Linked DNA regions of Mus musculus: region 2 is linked to region 1. The links are chromatin loops, found by intact Hi-C in ENCODE. Cell type or tissue: heart. All regions are shown on one strand. Links, peaks and the distances in the headings refer to the core of each region. The heading gives the core; the rest is flanking DNA.

Evidence for each region. Hi-C counts contacts between places; a loop is a spot of excess contacts. Peaks named below come from ENCODE experiments on the same cell type or tissue, not always from the same donor. Only the 100,000 strongest peaks of a DNase experiment are listed, where the experiment ranks them.
Region 2: it touches region 1 in a loop (3-fold over the local background); 8 of 42 quality-filtered maps call a loop at or near these places.

Annotation. Positions count from the first base shown.
Region 1 is chr5:30,705,013-30,715,295 of GRCm38, forward strand. It overlaps Dpysl5 (dihydropyrimidinase-like 5), which reads left to right and starts at 6,552. Exons shown (of 13, transcript NM_001356948.1): 1 at 6,552-6,990. In heart, for the core only: CTCF peaks have their summits at 4,910 (motif pointing right) and 6,879; DNase peaks (open chromatin) are centred at 4,929 and 6,779; H3K4me3 peaks cover 2,997 bases; H3K27ac peaks cover 2,696 bases; H3K27me3 peaks cover 4,939 bases.
Region 2 is chr5:30,999,718-31,010,000 of GRCm38, forward strand. No RefSeq gene overlaps it. Among named protein-coding and RNA genes, the nearest start is that of Tcf23, 36 kb to the left of the region's middle. In heart, for the core only: CTCF peaks have their summits at 2,060 (motif pointing left) and 4,701 (motif pointing left); a DNase peak (open chromatin) is centred at 4,694; H3K27ac peaks cover 148 bases.

The DNA.
Region 1 (10,283 bases), core at 916-8,915:
CTGAGAGAGAATCTACATTGGAACTCTCCACGGGGTCCCTGCCCTCAGAGCTCAGGGAACCCCAGGGCTGGGGGAGATGATAGGAGTCAGAGGGATGGAGGACACCAGGAGAGTGCGATACCACTAAAAAGGGCTGACCTATACCCCATTTCCACCCAACCAGCAGCCCAGTCTGGAGGTCACCTTTTCTGGGGTGAGTTTCACAGTAAGGATGGAGTGCCAGCATGAGGTGGCTCTGCAGCCTACATTGTATTATCACCAAACCTAAACTGAATTTGATTCTCATAACCCACATGGTGGACAGAAAACCCCAACAACTGCACGTATTCTCAGGCGTCCACATGTGCACCACAGCACGTCTTCTCCACACACAAATAAGCGATTTTTTTAAAATTTGAGGGTATATATGATTAAGATACATTGCACACACATATGAAAAATTTCAAAGAACAAATTTTTAAAAAATAGAAAATGGTCCAGTGTTGGTTAGTTTTTACTTGTTTGTTTTATCCATTTGACACAGCTAGAGTCATCTGAGAAAAAATGTCTCTATCCAAACCCATGGGCCATTTCCTTGAAGTATGTATGTCAATGGGACAGACTAGAGCCCAGTCAGACATTTAAGAAACTAATCTCTAGCAAGAAGCAAGGAGAACTCAACAGGAAGTGGACAGTGTTTTCAACAACGTCCCTGGGGCAAATGGGCATACTCATGCAAGAAAAAGAAAAATAGAGGCACAGGTATTATATCTTTAACAAACATTGATTTAAAAATGGACCAGAAGCCAGGCAGTGATGGCACACACCTTAAAGCCCAGCATTCTCGAAGCAGAGGTATGCAGATCTCTATATAGACAGGCCAGCCTGTCTATATCATTTTTCAGGACAACCAGGGATATCTAAAGATACCCTGTCTAAACCAAACAAAAAACAACACACACACAAACCACAAACAGATAAACAAAACAAAAAGGACCATAAGTGTGACTGTACAGTCTACAAAGTCATGTAAAATATTCAGATTGCTGAGGTCTGGGAATGGCTGCACAAACCACTCAGATACCAATCTTGGTTAAACAAGGCTGGTTTATGGAGCACACCCCCCCAAAAAAAACCCTGATCAACCAGGGGGGCAGTATAGACTTGGAAACTAAACTGTGACCCTTCATGTTTCTTAGAGCCAGCTTGTATAGGCAAAACCCACAATGAGCCCATGTGCAGGTGCAGGAAGTGCTGCCCAGTGGTTGGCTCTGGCTCAAGCTATGTTGACAAGCTAGACAGAACAGTTCTAACCTTTATTCTAGCCTTTATTCTGATTGGTCTAAATGGAGCTTATGGTTGTGTAATTTCTTAAGACTAAGAAACCTCAAGCATACGGAACCTAACAGGGTATATGGTCCACATGACCTTGCTCTGAGTCAAGCTATTTTTTCTGTGTCAGTAACAATATGAAATGACTGTCAGGCATGGAACAAAATGGCTACTGCTATGCTGGGGGAGCAGGCTTCACACAGTGACTATAGGTGAGTAAGTGTATTAGTTATGTGTGATGTTACAAAACACCTGACAGAAGTTAATGAAAAATGGAGTTTATTTTGCCTCTTAGCTTGAAAATTAAGTTGTGGAAGGGAAATAGCTAGTCACATTGTTGGGCTCACAAGAGAATACACACACACATACACACACACACACACACACATTGTATATGAGTACACTGCTGCTGTCTTCAGACACACTGGAGAGGGCATCAGATCTCATTACAGATGGTTGTGAGCCACCATGTGGTTGCTGGGAATTGAACTCAGACCTCTGGAAGAGCAGTCAGTGCTCTTAACCGCTGAGCCATCTCTTCAGCCCAAGATTATATCTTTATTACTGTTGTCATTTCTCTGTCAAAATTCCTGACAACCACCCTGGAAGGAAGAGAAGATTTATTTGGGCTCTCTCTCAGTTTGAGGAGATGCAGTTCAACAGGAAGGAAGGCGAGGCAGCAAGAACAGCTCCTGCTGCCGCAAGAGTGTGAGACAACTAGTCACACTGCATCCACACTGCATCCACACTGTGCCCACACTGTGTCCACACTGTGTCCACACTGCATCCACACTGTGTTCACACTGCATCCACACTGCACCCACACTGTGCCCACACTGCATCCACACTGCGCCCACACTGCATCCACACTGTGCCCACACTGCATCCACACTGCATCCACACTGCGCCCACACTGCGTCCACACTGCATCCACACTGTGTCCACACTGCATCCACACTGGGTCTACTGTGTTCATACTTCATCTATACTGCATCCAAGTTAGGAAAGAGCGAAATGCTCCTAAAAAGTTTTTCCTCCTTTTCCTGGCTCATGAAATAGCACTACACACACTCAAGACAGGTCTTCCCTCCTCAGCTAAACCTTTCTGGACACTCTCTCATGGACTCCCCTAATGTGTTTCCAATGGCTCTGAGTGCATTCAAATTGACAGTGAAGATTAATCATTAAACTAGTCAGAAAGTAATATATTCATTAACACTTAAAAATACAATAAAAATTTACAAATAGGACCAGAGGGTGGGTTTCTTTGCAATATTCTCAGCTCCTCAGGGGTTAGTGAGCCAGCATGCTGTGGGGTGTGACAGGTGCAGGACAAAAAGATGATGAAATACCTCTTAGCCCGTGTTCTCTGAGGTGCTTGTCAGAGTTGCTTTCTCCCCTCATTATTATTCGTGCTATACCCAAGTGGATTGTGTTGATGGAGAAAAGATTGTTAAACAAAGCTTCATTATCCTCGTCTGGATAATGCTGGCATTGTGAGGCTCCGCAATTGCTAGGTTCCTTCTGACTTTAAGAATCTCTGTGTGTGAAATAAATGCAAGTTTGTAGTGGATTTCAAAGACGGGGCTAGAGCAGCTAGATTCTTGGCAGCTGTGGTTCTTCCAGGATGTGGGTTTCGAACGGTCTGATTGGAAAAGAAGGCTTTATTTCAAAATTGGAATTAAAAACAAATATAATAAAGAAAATTGTGTCATAGTCTAGGGGGGATTTCTGGAGTGTTCCTCAGCATTTCAGACCATGTTGACACACTAGAACTGAGTTTGCTGTTTTCATCTAAGCTCCCACCTCCAGCCCCCTCTGGATCCCCTCTCCTGTGTCTTTTGTGTCAGGCTGGGTGGCCTGGGTCTCATTTCCCACTGCCCCTGTTTTTGTAACTGATTGACCCCTGTTTTTGTAACTGATTGACTCTTTGTTTGCTTGTGCTTGTTTATAATGACAACTGAATGCAGGACCTCACACATTCTAGACAAGAGCTAACTCAGCCCTTGACTCTCCTGAAACCCCATCTCTGCAGAGCCTTAGATTTCTCTCCTGTTTTCTGTGTGCATTCTTCCTCTCCCAGTATCCATTTTTCTGCTTTCTTGTCCCTGTTTTGACTCCGGCTCTGTGACACTGACCTAGATACACAGGTTTGACTCTCTGCTCACAGTTATTTTAATAACTAAATAGATGAAAAGAGAAGGCCTTCTCTGAAGGTGGGCACTGTGCACTGCTGGCTGTCCTGCAGCTACAGACCAGGCTGGCCTTGAACTCATGAAGATCCTCCTCCCTCTGCTTCCCAAGTGCTCGGATTAAAGCTGTATCCCACCATGCCCCCCTCAGAGGAAGAGGTCTCTTACTTAACACAGAGCCTCTAGGCGTCCTGGAGAATCCCTTTCCCAGAAGGAAACAGAGGAGAAACTGTTGGAAGGGGAGAGATGGTCTGGGGCCAGTGGAATGTCAATAAGCTGTCCAGGAGTCATTTACAATTTGCTCTGGAGGGGATCTCCTGGGACAGGAGGGGAAGCAGAAGCAGGAGAGGTTGGTTTTGTGTCAAGCAGACGGCCTTTAGAATTCTGCTTCTGCTCCTAAGAGTGAGGGTGACTTATGAGTACCCCAGAATAAGATGAATTGGTAAGAAATGAGTAGTTACCTGCTGGGTGAATCTGTAAGGATCGAGTGGTGTGTTGTAGACTATCTGACCCTGCTTATAGCCGGAGTTTTAGAAAGCCTCAGATGGGTTTCTTATTCTCATTTGTTAAGGGTATTTCAAACCTAGTGTATGAGGACTTGCTACACCCATCCCAGTAGCCTTTGGGATCTCTGGGGTCGGGCCCCAAACTGCCTAATCTCCTCTTTCCACCACCTTCATTCATGAATGGTCTTGACTTCCAAGCTTTGGGGAAGTTCTCGACCACCTCCCAGACATCTCTAGGTTCCCCCGTCCACAGCTTGTACTCCTTCATCCTGGACTTAAGGACCAATCAGGTCAACAGCCACCCAGGTGAAACTCAGATCTAGCTCCTCCATCCCACGGCGATGGTTTCAGAACCCGTTTCTTCTGGTTTCCTCTACTTTTATCTGACCTTACAAATGAGCTGAATAGAAAGCCACACCAAACAGACTTTTGTGGCTATTCTTACAGTGTCCGTATGTTTGTTACATCCCTCCCATTGTTCTACAACTTGGAAGAAATTAATAATAGTTACACTTGTGAGTGTGCACTGTGTACGCTCGGCAGTGGGCTGTGAGTTTTATACGGATTTCCTCCTGAAATGCATGGTGATTGTGGGAGGGGTGTGAAGAAGCAAAGACTCAGGATGGGCTTTGCCAAAGTCAAGAAGCTGTCATGTGTCAGGAACAAGGATTCCAATCCACATATAGGGGACTCTAAGTTCTAAATTTCTTTTTAAACTCTAAAAATCAAGTACTGAGGGTACGTGAAACCTCAGGCTTGGGTAGGATCTTTATCAGTGTTGAATGCTAACTAGCAAGCAGTCGGGGGTGGGGTGTGGGGGGGGAGAGGGGGCGGGGGTAGGTAGGCTGGAGATTAGGAACGCAACTGAAAACTGCAGAAAACGATTCTGGCCACTAGAGGGCTCCCTCCACCTTAGGCAAAAGTTCATCAGAGGCCCTCGTTGCTCGGAGCTAGCTGGGTGTTCCAGAGGGGCGCAATGCATTTTGCAAAAATTTCCCTGGACAGTTTGGGGAGACTAGACAGGGCCTTCAACTGGAGCAATTTACACACACACACACCCTTCACTGGTATTAGGAGTGTTTTGAGGATGGCCATCTAAGCTTGTCTGGAGGTTCTTTGCACAAGCTTACTACCAGAAAAAAAAAAAAAAAAAATCCACTCTTAGAGTGGAATTGGAGACCAGCCAAGCGGTGGTGGCACACGCCTTTAATCTCAGCCCTTAGGAGGCAGAGGCAGGCGGATTTCTGAGTTCGAGGCCAGCCTGGACTACAGAGTGAGTTCCAGAGCTACACAGAGAAACCCTGTCTCGAAAAGCCAAAAAAAAAAAAAAAAAAAAAAAAAAAAAAAAAAAAAAAAAAGAATTGGAGACCAAATGTAGTAACCCCGCACCCCCTAGGGGCACGCCTGTGTGGCCCTAAACGCATCCAGGAGTGGATCACAGAGCACATGACCCAGTGGGACCCACATTTGGAGGACTGGAGCTTAACGTGCAGGCTGTACATTTTGTTAAAATTCAGAGGATCCTGCTCCCTCCACCCGAAGTTATAAAGTACGATTTTCTTTGAAAATAGCCTTAGAGAAAAGCACTTCAGGAAAGCAGCCAAGGGACTCACACCCCCGTCTCCACCCCCGGAACTGAGGGAAGCCCTGGAAAGAACCAACTTCTTCAACAGCAGTTGTAGATCCCCAGGAATCCAGGGGCGGGGGCAGTATTAATGCTGCATTTCCACACGGGTTTGCAACACCATTGGGGTGACATCAAGTGAAGAGATTCAAGTTCTGAAGCTATATTTAAGCTGTCACAATAATGACAGACTAACACGGAGCTCAGGGAAAGGCCTGAGCCATAAATTAGTTAAGGAAAAAGAACTGTCTCGCTCCATTTACAGGATCGTTTGTGGTTAAGTCAACTGTGTACTAAAATGGTGAAACTGGACAAGGTGTGGCGGTGAACATCTGTAATCCCACTATTCGGAAGGCAGAGGCAGGAGGTTCAATTCAAATTCTAGGCTAGCAGGGGGCTACCTAATAAAACCGTCAAAACAACAGCAACCCGGAAATAAAGATGGTGGTGCTGATGTGAAATGAGTTTAAAACACACACACACACACACACACACACACACACACACACACTTTCTTTTAAAGGAGATGTCAAAAATAGGATAGGACCTGGGCGCTGGACATCGACGTCCAAGCGCTGCTCTGGAAAAGACGGTGGCTTCAATACCTCAAGAGAAAGAAGGTGCGAAGTGAGGCGCCCAGAGTGGCCGTTCCCTTGGTCTATGAGAACAGTGTTCCTGTACTGACCACCTCGCCCTCTACAGTCTGCAATCCCATCAGTCTCAGACTCGGTAGGACGCTAATCCGATGGCGCAACTGGGAACCCGCAGCCTCGGAGAGACCCCGCCACCGCATTGTTTCAGCCCCTCGGGTGGGGTCTTGCAGGAGGAGGGGAGGCGATGTGTCCTCCGGAGACGCCCTATACCCTCCCAGGGGACTCGAGCCATACCGCCCCAGCGCCTGGGCTTTGTGAAGTGTCGCTAGTTACCATGGGACCAGAAAGGAACGCTGAGAATGGCGCTTAGATGGCTGGGGGTTGTCGAGGTCCTGGGGCCATGCCCTCTGTCCCTTCTCGGACCCGGGGCCTGCAAAAGGGACTGTCGGGATTTGTAGTCCCAAAGGCGGCGGCAACGCGGAGGACGCGGGGCGCTACTGGTCCCGCCTCCGCCTAACCTGCTAGCTCGAGGTGGCGAGCACTTGGGGCGGAGCCCTCGGATCCGTGATTGGCCCAGGCGGCTCCCCGCCCCCACCCTCGTCCCCACCCCCGCTCGCCACTCGGGACTCCGCTCCAGGCGCGCAAGGCAGCCACCGAGAGAGCGCGCTAGCAGCCGCTCCCGCCCCGTGCAACCGCAGCTACCGCGCCGCGGCGAGACCCAGAGACCGACCGACGGACCCGCACAATCGCATCATCCTGGAGCAGTGGGTGATGGCAAGGGGAGGGTGGTGGGCTTGATCTTTCCGGGCTGCAACATCCACCCCTCTTTCAGTTTCTCCCTGAGGCTCACAAAAGGGAGGGAATTGGGTTGCGCCTAGGCTCCTCCAGCCGATGAAAGAGATGTTGAGGATTCAGGCAGATCCGGACTAAGGTGGGGCGCAAGTCTGGGTCTTTGTAGTCCCACAGAACTCGGCTTGGTGACTTGCGACGCCTAAGGCATTAATGTGTGCTGGAAAGATTTACAAATAGCTAGAATAAGGAGGCAGCTAAGTTGAAGGGATTCACGCCTAGCACCCAGTAGTCGCGCAGCCGTAGCTGGTCGACGTGCAGTAAATGGCTAAAAGGTGGGGTGTAGGGGAGTGTTTCTGTGGTGGCCGGACCTGTCCTCTTGTACGTCCCTGGATCGCCGCGGTCCCTAGTTCCCACCAACTGCGCCTCTGGTCTGATATCTGCCTAACGTGGTCCTAACCCCATCGTTTGTATCCTCTGTTCCCTGAGCAGAGCAGAGGCCCTAGAGGCACCTGCCGAAACCACAAAGGCCTCTTGCATCTGCCCAGCCCCTGGCGGCGCGGCGCTAGGTCCCTCCGCTGGAGCCATGTCGCCTAGTCTGCCACGCAGCATCTATCTTGGTGGGTGAGGGATATCGATGCCCCGGGCCTGGGGAGATGGCTGGAACAAACGGGCGTGGAGGCCTGGATTTGAGCAGAAAGGGGGAGATGGGTGGGGACAGGTGATCGAATCTGGAGGAGGAGGCTGTGGTTTGGGAAGGGCTGACAATTGGGTGGGAGGCGGGTCTGAAGCTTCGCGCAGGTGGCGCGAGGCGAGGCTGCTCTGAAGAATGAAGAGGGGCGGGGAGATGAAGGGAGGGTGGAGACCTCCCGGGTTTGGGGAGAGTAGACAGGCATGGGAAGGCGACTGAGGCTGTACAGGGGATGGGTCTTCCTCATGAAGGGGGTGGGGGGCTCTCCATCGGGGTAGGGCAGGCAGCTGAGGAGGGAAGAGTCTTCGCCTGAAGACTCCAGCTTTAGGCCAGTCGCTGTTTGGGCTTGGTCTGGCTGGGCGTGGTCCTTGGACTGGGCCAGAGAGCTCGGGTGGCGGGTCCCCGACAAGGCTGGGCTGGCTCGTCTAGGAGCTTTGTTTCTGAGCTTGGAACCACCAAAGGGGACTCGTTTAGGATTTTATGATAATCCGCAGCGCCCCCCGGCACGCCCTGTTCGCACGGAGCTGAAAGGCTTTGCCTAGCGGCAGATGCTGCCTGGGAGGCGGATGGGGGGGGGGCGTCTCCCGCCCCAGAGACCCTGAGAACAATAGCCTGCATAGGGTCTACCTACGGTCCACGCAAGGCCACCCGCCCCCAGAATTCAAGTGTGAGGTGTACTGGTGCAGAAAACGCTTACCGAGAAACCTCAGAGCACGTGCTGTCTCTGGGATTTGCCTTAGGGCACCTGGCACCCCTGGGAATTCCGAGTGGGAGTCGCATGTTTCCCCCAGGCTGTGGAGTCGGGGGACAGCCGCCTCCCCCAGCTTCTGGTGTCGCTGGCTGCAGCGCCTCTTGTTCTCCACACGCTGTTGACGAGTTTAGATAGTGGCGCGGAGCAGCACGACAGAATGCAAGTCCCAAAGGCCGAAGGTCTCTGCGGTGTAAAGCAGGCTTTGTCTGCCCAGACCGCCTGAGCCCAAGTCTAGGAGCTGCTATGCTTCTTAAATGAGCCCACGGGGCTGGTGAGGTTTGGGGTAAATTGGGGAGAAGCCTTAGTTGTCGGCAAGGGCGCGGCTCTTGGTTTTAGAACTTAGAACCAGGGACTTAAAGCTTCCATTTGTCGGTGACCACACCCAAGCGTATGGGCTTCCTTTGCCTTCCCTCATATCGTCCGCTGACTTACAGTGGGATGATGATGATTTAGGTGGGGGCTGCTCACCCATAGGAAGGCTAATGAGCAGAGTCTTCAGTCTAAACGCCTTCTCTGTTGCTGAGTGTCTAAGCACCTTGCACAGTGTCAGCAGCAGCGCCCTGATAAGTGAACAGCCAAAAGCGGTAATTCTTCTGGGTTTGTTTGTTTGTTTTTAATTTTTTCCTTTTTTGGTAATAATTGTGTGACTGATAAGCTAAAGGTGAATCTTTGGCATAAAGTTCATTTATTGCTGATTTGCAAAAGCAAATCAGACATGTTCTTACAGCCAAAGTGAAAGACTAAATGTCAAACTATAGACCTGATGTTTTTTAGATTTGCTGTCTAGTTAACTGATGAGCCATTTGCATTAAAGTATTATATGACTGCTGGTCATTTTGCTGGAGGTGGATGGTCATCTGCCTGAGGACTGCTTCTTTCAGGACCTAACTAACTATAGGAAATGGGGAATTTAGAGATCATTGGTTTTAAAAGGTAATTTGGGAAGATGTTTCTTGGAACTTAAAAAGCTAGTCTCCAAAGGCTAGCTGGAGTGTTTAAGTACAGTTAAATCACAGGGTGTGTTTAAGTACAGTTTCATTAAACCTTAAACAACACAACACACACACAACACACACATCTGTATATATCCCCATGTATTTATATCTGAGTAGGTTCATCCAGGTATATAAAGACTAGAATTCCAACATTGCAAAACCACAAATCTGACAATAGAGAGCTTTTCTTGGGAAAGGAAATTTTTTCTTCTTTTCCTTTTCCCCAAAGGAAACATTTTGAGAACCATTTTATTGTTTTGTTCTTTTTGCAATAAACCTATGAGATTTGGTTTGGTTTTGGTTTGTTTGTTTGTTTTGAGACAGTGTTTCTCTGTGTAGCTCTGGCTATCCTGAAACTCACTGTGTAGACTAGGTTGGCTTCAAACTCACAGAGATCCACCTGCCTCTGCCTCCAGAAAGCTGGGATTAAAGATGTGTGTCACTACCTCCCGGTTCCAGTATGTTGGGATTGGGTGGGGTTTTTGTTGTTGTTGTTGTTGTTGTTGGTTTTGTTTTGTTTTGTTTTGTGTTTTAGGCAGTATAGTTGAAACTGGCTTCAAACTTGCAGCAGTCCTTCCTCAGGCTCCCTAGCGTCAACATTATAAGCCCGTTTCTTATTGAGACCCCTAGAAAATAGAACCGAGGAGGAACAGAGACGTGTGTAGTGACCCCAGAAAAGGACTCCTAGGATGCCATCTTTAACTCTCATTTCCATGAACCCAGAGACCTCAGTTAACTACCCAATTTTGTAGTTGGCCTAGGAACCCCAGGGGTGTTTTTTTAGCACGGCCTCTAGGTGAGTCTAGGTGGTCTGTGTGCTTGAACCCCACG
Region 2 (10,283 bases), core at 1,189-9,188, 290 kb after region 1:
GAATTTTCCCTGAAGAAGCTATATGTGTTGGTACACACTTGCTACACAAAAAACATAACTCAAAAAATCTTAAATGAACACAACCGTGTATTCTGGAGCTATTTCGAGTGACCACAGTTCAGTAACACACATTTAGGTTACCACAAATTCTGTGTTCTGATGTGGAAACAGTTTCATAGTTTTACAGAATAAAGAAAGTCCCAAATCAAGGCAAGTTTAAAACACATTTGTGGGTACATCAGAGAGGCAGGCACAGAGAGATTGGGGAAGCTTTCTATAGCCCAAGATGCTATATGGTGAGATCTTAGCTTCTGGGTTGGTGGAAGCTGAGGGTCTCTGTAAGAATCAGGGTCACTTATGGTGGATAGGACAGCTTCCTGATCTTCCAGAGGACCTGGGCACCGTTTCCAGCCCCGACACCAGGTAGCTCACATCGACCTAGAATGCCAGTTCCAGGGAGCTCACTTAGGCACACACAGAACCGTGTAAGTAAAATTCCTTTTTGACCTAGATCGGTCAAAGAATGGCGAGCGGTGAGTAAGGGGTTTGCATGGGGCCATGGCAGGAATCTAGGAAAATGAGTTATTTGAGTCCTGGAATGTTGTTTACTGTGGTTGGGAGTGTGTCACTGTTCAGGAATTTTTAAGAGTAGAGTAGCTGTGACTGACTGCTACGTTAGAGGGCAGGCATTATTTTCCTAGGGGGTTCAGAGGTTCCATTAGGGCTAAGCACTCAACACTGGCTTTGAAAAGAAGCTCCTTGGGCCAAGGCTGAGAGCAGCTCTGTGCTGTGGGTGGAATGATATTTAGAAGGCTGTTTGGCTGCATCTCCATTTAACAAAACAACACGGGTAGCTTCCCTCTAGGGCCTGCGACCACCTGAGCTACAGGCTTTCTCTAGGTTTACAGAACCAACTGTGAATCTCTCCCATGAAGGAGGCCTCACTCCAAGCAGAAAGCAGTTGATGGCCACTGTAGCAGTCCTGTCACTGTCAGGGGCACAACCTGCCTGGGGAGTCAGGCTTTAGCACCCAGCACTCACCGTGTGGTAATATCAGTGACTTTTCTCCCTCCATAGCCTGCATGCACAGTGCCTTCTCACACTATGAAAGCCAGCCAGCAGGGAAGAAACTTTTAGATCATCGAGTTACAGCCTCAGCACTTTTACATTTTAATTCATACTTTTTGTTTGTTTGACTGTTGTTCTGGGGATTAAATTCATTGCAACCACTGTAGCATCTGAACTACACCCCCATCTCTGTTTTCATGTTTTGAGGCAGTCTGGCTGACCTGGTACCTACTATGTAGATCAGCCTGACCTCTAACTTTTAACAATCCTCCTGCCTCAGCTTCTGAAATACTGGGATTACAAATATGCTGTAGCCCAGGCTGGCCTTAACCTCCTTATGTAGCCAAGAGTGACCCTGACTTCTGTTCCTCTTGCCTCCACCACTGTGATGATAGACCTACAGACATGTGACACGTGACACGTGACACAGCTGTTTTTATTTTTGAGATACAGTCTAGTTCATTTGCCCAGGCTGGCACTGAACTCACTCTGAAGCCCAGACAGACTTTGAATTTGTTATCCTCCCAGCTCAGCCTTCCAACTAGATAGGATTACAAGTCTCAACATGCAGAGTCAGCTTTTTTTCTTTTTTCTTTTTTTTTTTTAAAGATTTTATTTATTATACATAAGTATACTGTAGCTGTCTTCAGATCTCACTATGGGTGGTTGTGAACCACCATGTGGTTGCTGGGATTTGAACTCAGGACCTCTGGAAGAGCAGTCAGTGCTCTTAACCGCTGAGCCATCTCACCAGCCCCGCCAGCTTTTTTTCTTAATAAAGTATTGAAATGAGATCTGTATGTGTATCATCATGTTGTTAGTAGATTCACAGTACTGTGTGGTGAAGTATGCCGAGGATGTATGAAGTGTACTTTAGCTGGGCCTGATGGAGAAGGCTGTAACCCAGCTATTCAAACAACTGAGCAAGGCTGGTGGCTCACAACTGACTATAATTACAACCCCAGGGAAACCATCGCCCTCTTCTGACCTCCACAGGTACTGCACACACAGTACACAGACATACGTGCGGGCAAAATACCCATATACATAAAAGACAAATAAAATTAAAACCTTTAAATTTTTCAAAAGAAAGAAATTGAGAGAGGAGACCAGCCTGGTAGAATTTTCAAGACCCTATCTCAATGTAAACAATGATTTAAAAGAACTTAGGATACACTTCAGTGGTAGAGCCCGTGCCTAGTATGTGAGTTCAATCCAATCCTTAGTACTACAAAGTGAAGAGCAACTGTAGTTGGCAATGTTTAGCCTCTAGAATGCCCTCACCTAGATAAGAACTGGAAGGTAATTTAAACCCCTTCCCTTTAAAACTCAACAGTTGCTCTCTCCAATGTAGATGTCATTATCTTTCTGACTTTGTGGTTCATTACTTCTTTGCTTTAAAAAAAATTAAAAAAGAATAGATTTTACAAACTTTGTACAGCATCGTAAATTCTAGACCTTAATTTTTTTAATTTTAATTTTTAGATAGTCTCACTTGTTAGTCCAACTCCCAGAGATCTCCCTGCCTCTGTCTCCCTAGTGTCTGAATTAAAGGGTGAGCCACCACCTGGCTTTTAATTACTTCATCAACAGAGCTAACTATCCTAACCTAAGACCAGTAGATGGTAACATTTTGGGGTGTGGGCTGGAGAGATGACCCAGTGGTTAAAAGCACTGACTCAGAGGTCCTGAGTTCAATTCCCAGCAACCACATGGTGGCTCACAACCATCTGTAATGGGATCTGATGCCCTCTTCTGGTGTGTCTGAAGTGTGCTCATATACATAAAATTTATAGATAATTCGTTAAAAAATTTGGGGGTGCTCATTGCAAATTTAGGATTCTTCTTACTGATTGAACATAACCAAACTCAACCCCGAAATGAGGGAGACTATCCAGGCTTCTGCTCTGCTCTGGAATGGGGGACAGCCCTCAACCATGCTTAGCAATGTGAAATTTAGGCTAGGAACTTTGCTCTTTCTCTTCTCTGAGAACAAGGTACCATTGGAATGCTTTTAATTCTAATGCTTATGCTTCAAAGAGCAAGACTGTTTTCTCAAAGAATGCTGTCCCACATTGTCTGCGGGCTCCCCCTTCCCCTCCCTAGAGGCTGACGGACGTAGAGTTAATTACTGAAAGTTGGCTCCAGGGAGACTTCCGAACTTTCTCCTGATTAGACTGAATTTCCCTTCATCCAGTCTCTCGTGGGTGTCTCTAACCTGCAGTGGGATTCTCTCTGCATCTTATCTTCCCTCTCTGGGCCTGTCTCACGTCTCTCTTCTCTAAACCAAAATAAAAGGGGCCATTAACAAACCACTTACAACTTTAAAAGAGTTCTTTAAACAAATTAAACCAGTTTGTAACCATTCATCACACCTTCTTGTGAATATAGCCTGACTTGCTCCCCTTACTGATCAGAACTTGGTGTGACTCGAGGGAGGTAAAATCAGAGTAAACTTCATGGGACCTAAGGGGCCTGATCCAGAGACTTCACCTTCCCAAGGGTCACGTGTGACACTCTGGGGATTTTCACAGTAAGAATTCTCCAGGAAACACAAGAGGCCAACATTATTGCCCCAGTTGAAATGAGCATCTCTCTCTCTCTCTCTCTCTCTCTCTCTCTCTCTCTCTCTCTCTCTCTCTCTCCATCCCTCCCCCTCCCTTCCTCCTTTCCTTCCTACAGGGTCTCACTACATAGCCCTGGCTGCCCTAGAACTCACTCGATAGACCAGGCTGGCCTTGAACTCTCAGAGCTCTGCCTGTCTCTGCCTCCAGAGTGCTGGGATCAAAGGTGTGTGCAACCAACACTCAGCTCTATTTTTAAAGATTTTTAAAGATATTTTTAATTATGTGGAGTTCTGTGCACATGAGTGCAGTTACCCTCAGAGGCCAGAGGAGTTGGATCCCCAAGAGCTGGAGTTACAAGTAGTTGTCGCGCATGGCTTTAATCCAGCATTGGGAGGCAGGGACAGGTAGATCTCTGTGAGTTAGAGGCCAGCCTCACAAAGTGAGTTCCAAGACAGTCAGGGTTACACAGAGAAGCCCTGAGATAGCTCCATATTTGTCCAGGCTCCCCACCAACTCCCCCCCTGAACATCTGGAGCAAATTCAACCTCCAAATACATAGAAAGAAACCCTGGTCTTTTTCTCAACTCATGCACGGCCTGAACCCCCCCACCCCCACCCCAGATGACTGACTTGGTGGGTTGGACTCATCTGGAGACCACCCAAATTCAGTATGATTCACTATGAAGGTGAGCTCCTCCTTTGTGGGCCAACAGTAGGAGTCATTTCCAAGAGACAGAAGCCCTCCTTGATATCCTGGCTGGCACGGGCTACAGGGCCTAGAGGAAAAGGCCAGCCATGCAAAGCCAAAGGTACCTATTTGGGCCTTGTATTGTCAAAAGGAGGCATACTCTCAGGGCTGGCACTTAAAAAGACGTTAACTGAGACTCCCACCTTAAGTCTCTCCTGCATGGGACTGAGAGACAGGGCACTGCTTTGGAGTAATTATCCAACTCATGCCCCTGCCGAGCAACCTACAGCTGAAGCCAGTGATGAAGGTAGGAAAGGAATTGGCTAGATGTCGCTGGGGGACTTCCCAAAGCCTGAAAGTTTACCCTTGGGCGCCCCCTTGTGGCTCACAGGCTATGCTCAATTCTAAGGATGATGACAGCAGGCTACTTAAATGTCAGCAGCTCCTCATGTTGGAGGGACCTCAGATTAGTCTCAAGACCTGTCAAATCCTGAATCCAGTTTCCTGTCTGACAGAGAAGAAAAGGGATCCTCCCCGACTCCACTCCTGGGAGTAAGTCCTCGTGGAAAACGTCGCAGCCGGTTCTGATTCTCAGATCAATCCTCAGGAAACCCTGATCTAGTCTTTTGCATGAGTGGAGGTTCCTTCAGAAAAAGAAGGAATCTGATATGCAGGATATGCAATAGTCACTGACTGATGTACTCGATTCAGGACCAACACCTAAAAACTGCATGGTTGAGCTAGCAGAGCTGATTGATCGCAGCGGAGTGCTGTAACTGTCCCAAGGGGAAAGAGCCAGGATCCTTATACAGAGTCCACGTGCCTTCCCATCTTCCATGCCCATGTGGCCATGTAGGAAGAAAGACCCCCTCTAACTACAGCTGGGATCCCACAAAGCCTTCCTGAGAAGTCATTAGGCTCCCAGATAAAGCCTCCCAATTGGCTGCGATACACTGTCCTGGACCAGACACTTTGTGCAATAGCAAAGAAAACAGGATAGCTAACCATAAGGCCAACAGAGCTTCCCTGGGCACATAGAATACCCCATCTTCTGCAGGAATCTTTGATGCCTATCGAGAAACCCAAAACTCTTCAGAGGAAATGCTCTTTACCTCTGAGACCAGGTGCCATCTGGACCCCCAATGACCTAATGACTACGCTGCTTCAAAGGCCCAACAATGGAAAGCTTTAAACCCCTACATCAGATGTATCTCTTAGGAAAGGAGAACACTCCCTGTTTGTTTGTTTGTTTGTTTGTTTGTTGGTTGGTTGGTTGTTTAAAGGATGCATATAGGGCAGGGCTTAGAAGAAACAGTCCAAGTGGTACAGGGGTGTAAGTCATGTGTCTAAGCCAGCGTTCTATTCCTGTGAAGAGACACCATGAGTGTAGTAACTCTTATAGAGGACAACATTTAACTGGGAGCTGGTTTACAGTTTCAGAGGCTTAGTCCATTGTCTTCATGGAAGAAGCATGGCAGCATGCAGGCAGACATGGCGCTAGAGGAGGAGCAGAGAGTTCTACATCCAGATCTGCAGGCAGCAGGAAGAAAGAGGCTCTAGGCTTTGAAACCTCCAAGCCCGCCCCCCAGGGACACACTTCCTGCCACAAGGACACCTTCCTAATCCTTTCAGATAATGCCACTCCCTGGTGACAAAGTATTCAAATATGAACCTGTGGGGACCATTTTCATAAAAAACCACAATAACACGTCAGAAAAATAGACCCCTAAACAGATGTTCTCAGCACCCAGGGACCCAGAGGCATGCCCAGAACCTGGAGATGACTCTTGCTGGGCTGCACTCACATGCCCGGGTCTCAGTGCCAAGTAATATCTGGTTTCTGCAGACACCTCTCCAGGATGGATGGAAGCCCCCCCCATGTGAAACAGGAAGAGCCCCAGAAGCAGCAGGGGGGTCTGCTCTAAAATAAGTCCCCAGTTGGGCTACCTAAAAGTGTCCAAAGTGACAACGGGCCTCCTTTCAAGGCAGAGATTACTGAGAGCTTGGCTAAGCCTTGGGAATTCACCATCATCTGCACAGCACTCAGGATCATTCAACGTCACCCGACAACCCCAGGTCTCCGGAGAGGTGGCAACGGTTAAAGGTCATGCAAGAAACAACTGAAGAAACTTAGTCTCCACGAGCTGAGCCATTGGCCCTGGTCTTCCTCAGACTTAGAAATTCACCTAATTGCCAAGGTCCCCTACTAACTAGTGAGGCCATCCCTCACTAATGACCCTAAATGAACATCCAGCCAAATTCCAACAGATTTCATCAGAGCCACGGATACAACTTCCCAGGGAACAAAAGGGACCTGCCTTTTTCTGTCTTGGGCACATTCTGCTTGTCATAGAGGCCTTGCTCACCCCTCATGGGAGTCTCTGTGTCTCTGTGTCTGTCTCTGTCACTCTGCCTCTCTGTCCTCTCTCTCCTTTCAGATCAGCTATAAGCTCTAAATTATTTATTTATCCATCCCCATGCCTGTCTGCTGCCATGCTCCTCACCACAGTGATCATGCACTAACTTCCTCAAACTGTCAGCAAGCTCCCAATTAAGTTCTCCTCTTTTTTAAATAAATTGCCTTGGTCATGATGTCTCCTCACAGCAACAGAACAGTAACTAAGACACCAGCCCAAGAGCTCTAGACAATAATGTAGTATTAGAGTGTTGATTGTTAAAGTTTTTCGTATCTGATTATCAAGTAATAATACAACTAATTAATAGATCACTAAATAGTAGATATATATCTGCTATACAGTGCTATATTCTATCTCAATGTTTTATGACTTCAAGCCAAGCACAGTGGTTTATTCCTGTACTCAAGAGGCTATGGCGGGAGAATTATCACATAGCCAGGCAAGCTAGACTTGGCTATATACTAAGTTCCTAACAAGCCTGGGCTACAAATGAGTGAGGTATTCCCCCCTCCCCCAAAAGAGATATGTACATCTATGCTCATGATTTGGGTTATCCTATACTCTCTTTTTCTGGTTGAGAGTCTTGATTATGTAGCCCAGGTTAGGCTGAAATTCACTGAGTAGCTCAGATCAGCTTCAAATTCATGATCACTTACTTCAGTCTCCTTGAATACTGGGCATAGAGCATGTAGCACCAAGACAAGATGCATCTCCTCATTTATACTCTCTCCGGTCTTGGGTTGATGCTCTTATGAAAACATATTTTAAATTTTCATACTTTAAATGTTTGGGGGTTTTTTGTTTTTGTTTTTTTGGGGGGGAGGTTCTTTTGTTTTTTCTTGTTTTTGTTTGTTTTTTGTTTGTTTGTTTGTTTCTGGGTTGTTTGCTGTTGTTGTTGTTTTTGGTTTTCCAGGACAGGGTTCCTCTGTGTAGACTTGACTGTCCTAGAATTCACTCTGTAGGCCAGGCTGGCCTCAAACTCACAGAGATTAACCTGTGTCTGCTTCCTGATTGCTGGGATTAAAGGCGTGCACCACCATGCCTAGCTGTTTGTTGCTAGTTATATTTGGTTGGTTGGTTGGGTCTCACATAGCCCAGGCTGACTTGAGATTCACTTTGTAGCTGAGGATAACCTTGGACTCCCGATCCTCCTGATCCTGTGGTATTGGAATTACAGGAAGGCCACCATCGTGCCCAGCTAATGGTGTTTATGAAGTGCATAATAGAAAGGGTGTTATTCATATATGTAAATCTAGAATTAATTACTCCTTGAAGAATGTTGCAAAAATGATGCCCTACAGCCTAGGGTTTTCTTCAGGGTAAGGTTTTCTTCTATTTCTTGAGTGGAACTAGAACTATTCACAATAGCCATGAACAGGTTATTTTGAAAAGTTCTTCCATTTTGGTTAAGTGGTGAGAATTCCAGAAACCAGAGTAATTAGCATCCCATAATTAAAGCCTAGAGTCCTGCCAGACTACCCTCCCTGCAAGCACATCCCACCCCTGCCAGTCCCTACTAATGACTCACAGTTGCTCTCCACTATGGAAGACCCTACTAATGGCTGACCACAAGAGATTGCTCAGTGGTTAAGAGCACTGACTGCTCTTCCAGAGGTTCTGAGTTCAATTCCCAGCAACCATATGGTGGCTCACAACCATCTGCAATGGGACCCGATGCCCTCTTCTGGTATGTCTGAAGGCAGCTACAGTGTATTCACATATATAAAATAAATATAAAAATAAATATAAATCTTTTAAACAAACAAGCAAAAAACAAATCCTGAAGCTGCTAGGCTGGGCACAGGGCTCTGTGAGAAAGAGAAGGGCGGCACAAGCCTGAGGGCCTGAGTTCAAATCACACATGGGCTGAGCATGGTAGCTCACAGTCAGTATTCCTTGGTTCCTATAGTTCTTTGGGTAGGGTTGAGGCCTCATGGGGTTGTCGTTTGTGCCTCACCCCTACTCCTGTCCACTCTGGCATGTCTGTTTTTGTTCCTGTTCAGATCCTGTTCCTGCAGTCCTGGTGGCGAGACTTTATGGTGATAGCTTCTGAAGTTACACAGTCTCACAGCAAACGCCCTGATCCTCTGGCTCTTACTGTGGGCATTTAGTCTAGGCTCCGCCCCACAGTTACCTGGCAACCTGACTCACTATAAAAGGGGCTGCTCACCCTCTCCTCTCTCTTGCCCTCTTGCTTTTTCTCTGTCCCCTTGCCCCTTACTCCTCTCTCTCCATCCCAGCTTCTCTCTCCATGTGTTCATGTCCAGCCTCTACTCCTCTAGTCTCTCTCAGTCTTTCTGTCTCTACTCCCTCCCCTCCCCATGTCCTAAATAAACTCTACTCTGTATCTTTCCTTTGGGGGGTTGGGAGGGAGGGAAGAGATGTGTCAGCATTGGCAGGCAGAGACACCCCTCCCTGCACACCTGACTGCACCTCCGCCAAACATATTCCTCCTCTCTCCCTATATTTTTATAAACACAACACTTACAGTCTTTTCACCCCCTCTTCCACGATGTTCCCTGAGCCCTAGGTGCAGTATTTTGTAGACCTATTCTTAGCGACTGGGCTTCACAACTTTGCCTTGTAATTGGTTGTAGTTTTCTGTAGTGGTCTCCATCTGTTGCAGAGAGAAGTTCCCTGAATGAGGGTGAGAACTGTACTTATCTGGCTGGACCCTGGAGGAGAAGATGAAGGTTTGTTTGGTTGGTTGGTTTTTGGTTTTTTGAGACAGGGTTTCTGTGTGTAGCCCCGGCTGTCCTGGAACTCACTTTGTAAACCTGGGGTTAATGATTGAGGATGCTTAGGCCGAGTGTTCTTCACGGATAAGCTTCCTGTTAGCCATTCCCACTGCAGCAGTTCAGCCAGCCTGACCATACACATTTTTGTTTTTGTTTTTTTTGTTGTTGTTTTGTTTTGTTTTTTGTTTTTCAAGACAGGGTTTCTCTGTATAGCCCCTGGCTGTCCTGGAACTCACTCTGTAGACCAGGCTGGCCTCGAACTCAGAAATCCGCCTGCCTCTGCCTCTGCCTCCTGAGTGCTGGGATTAAAGGCATGCGCCACCATGCCCGGCTCTGACCATACACATTTTTAATCCCAGCACTTGGGAGGCAAAGGCAGGGGAATCTTAGAGTTTGAGGTTAGCCTGGTCTACATAGTGAGTTCCAGGCCAGCCTAGACTACATAAAGAGACCCCGTCTATTTTTTTTTTTAATTAGCTGTTTTTAAATGTACAATGTTATCCTTTGGACTGTTGTGTTATTCTCTTTTATTCTTGTTACAGAGTCAGGTGGCCTAAGCCAGGACTGGGCAGTTTGGAGGACACTTTGAAATGCTTGGGTCTGAAGTGAGAGGGGCCAGTGAGCTTAAACAGCATGTGGCAATTCATGGGTATAATCTGCACAAGAGGCATTTTTCCCTGTACAGCTCAGAACAGTAAAGGACGACTTTCTCTAATGGACAAGAGAAGAAAGAGGACTCCAGCAATGTTATATTTGGGGGTTTCTATACTGCATTAGATCATTTAGTTCCCAAACAAAAGACACA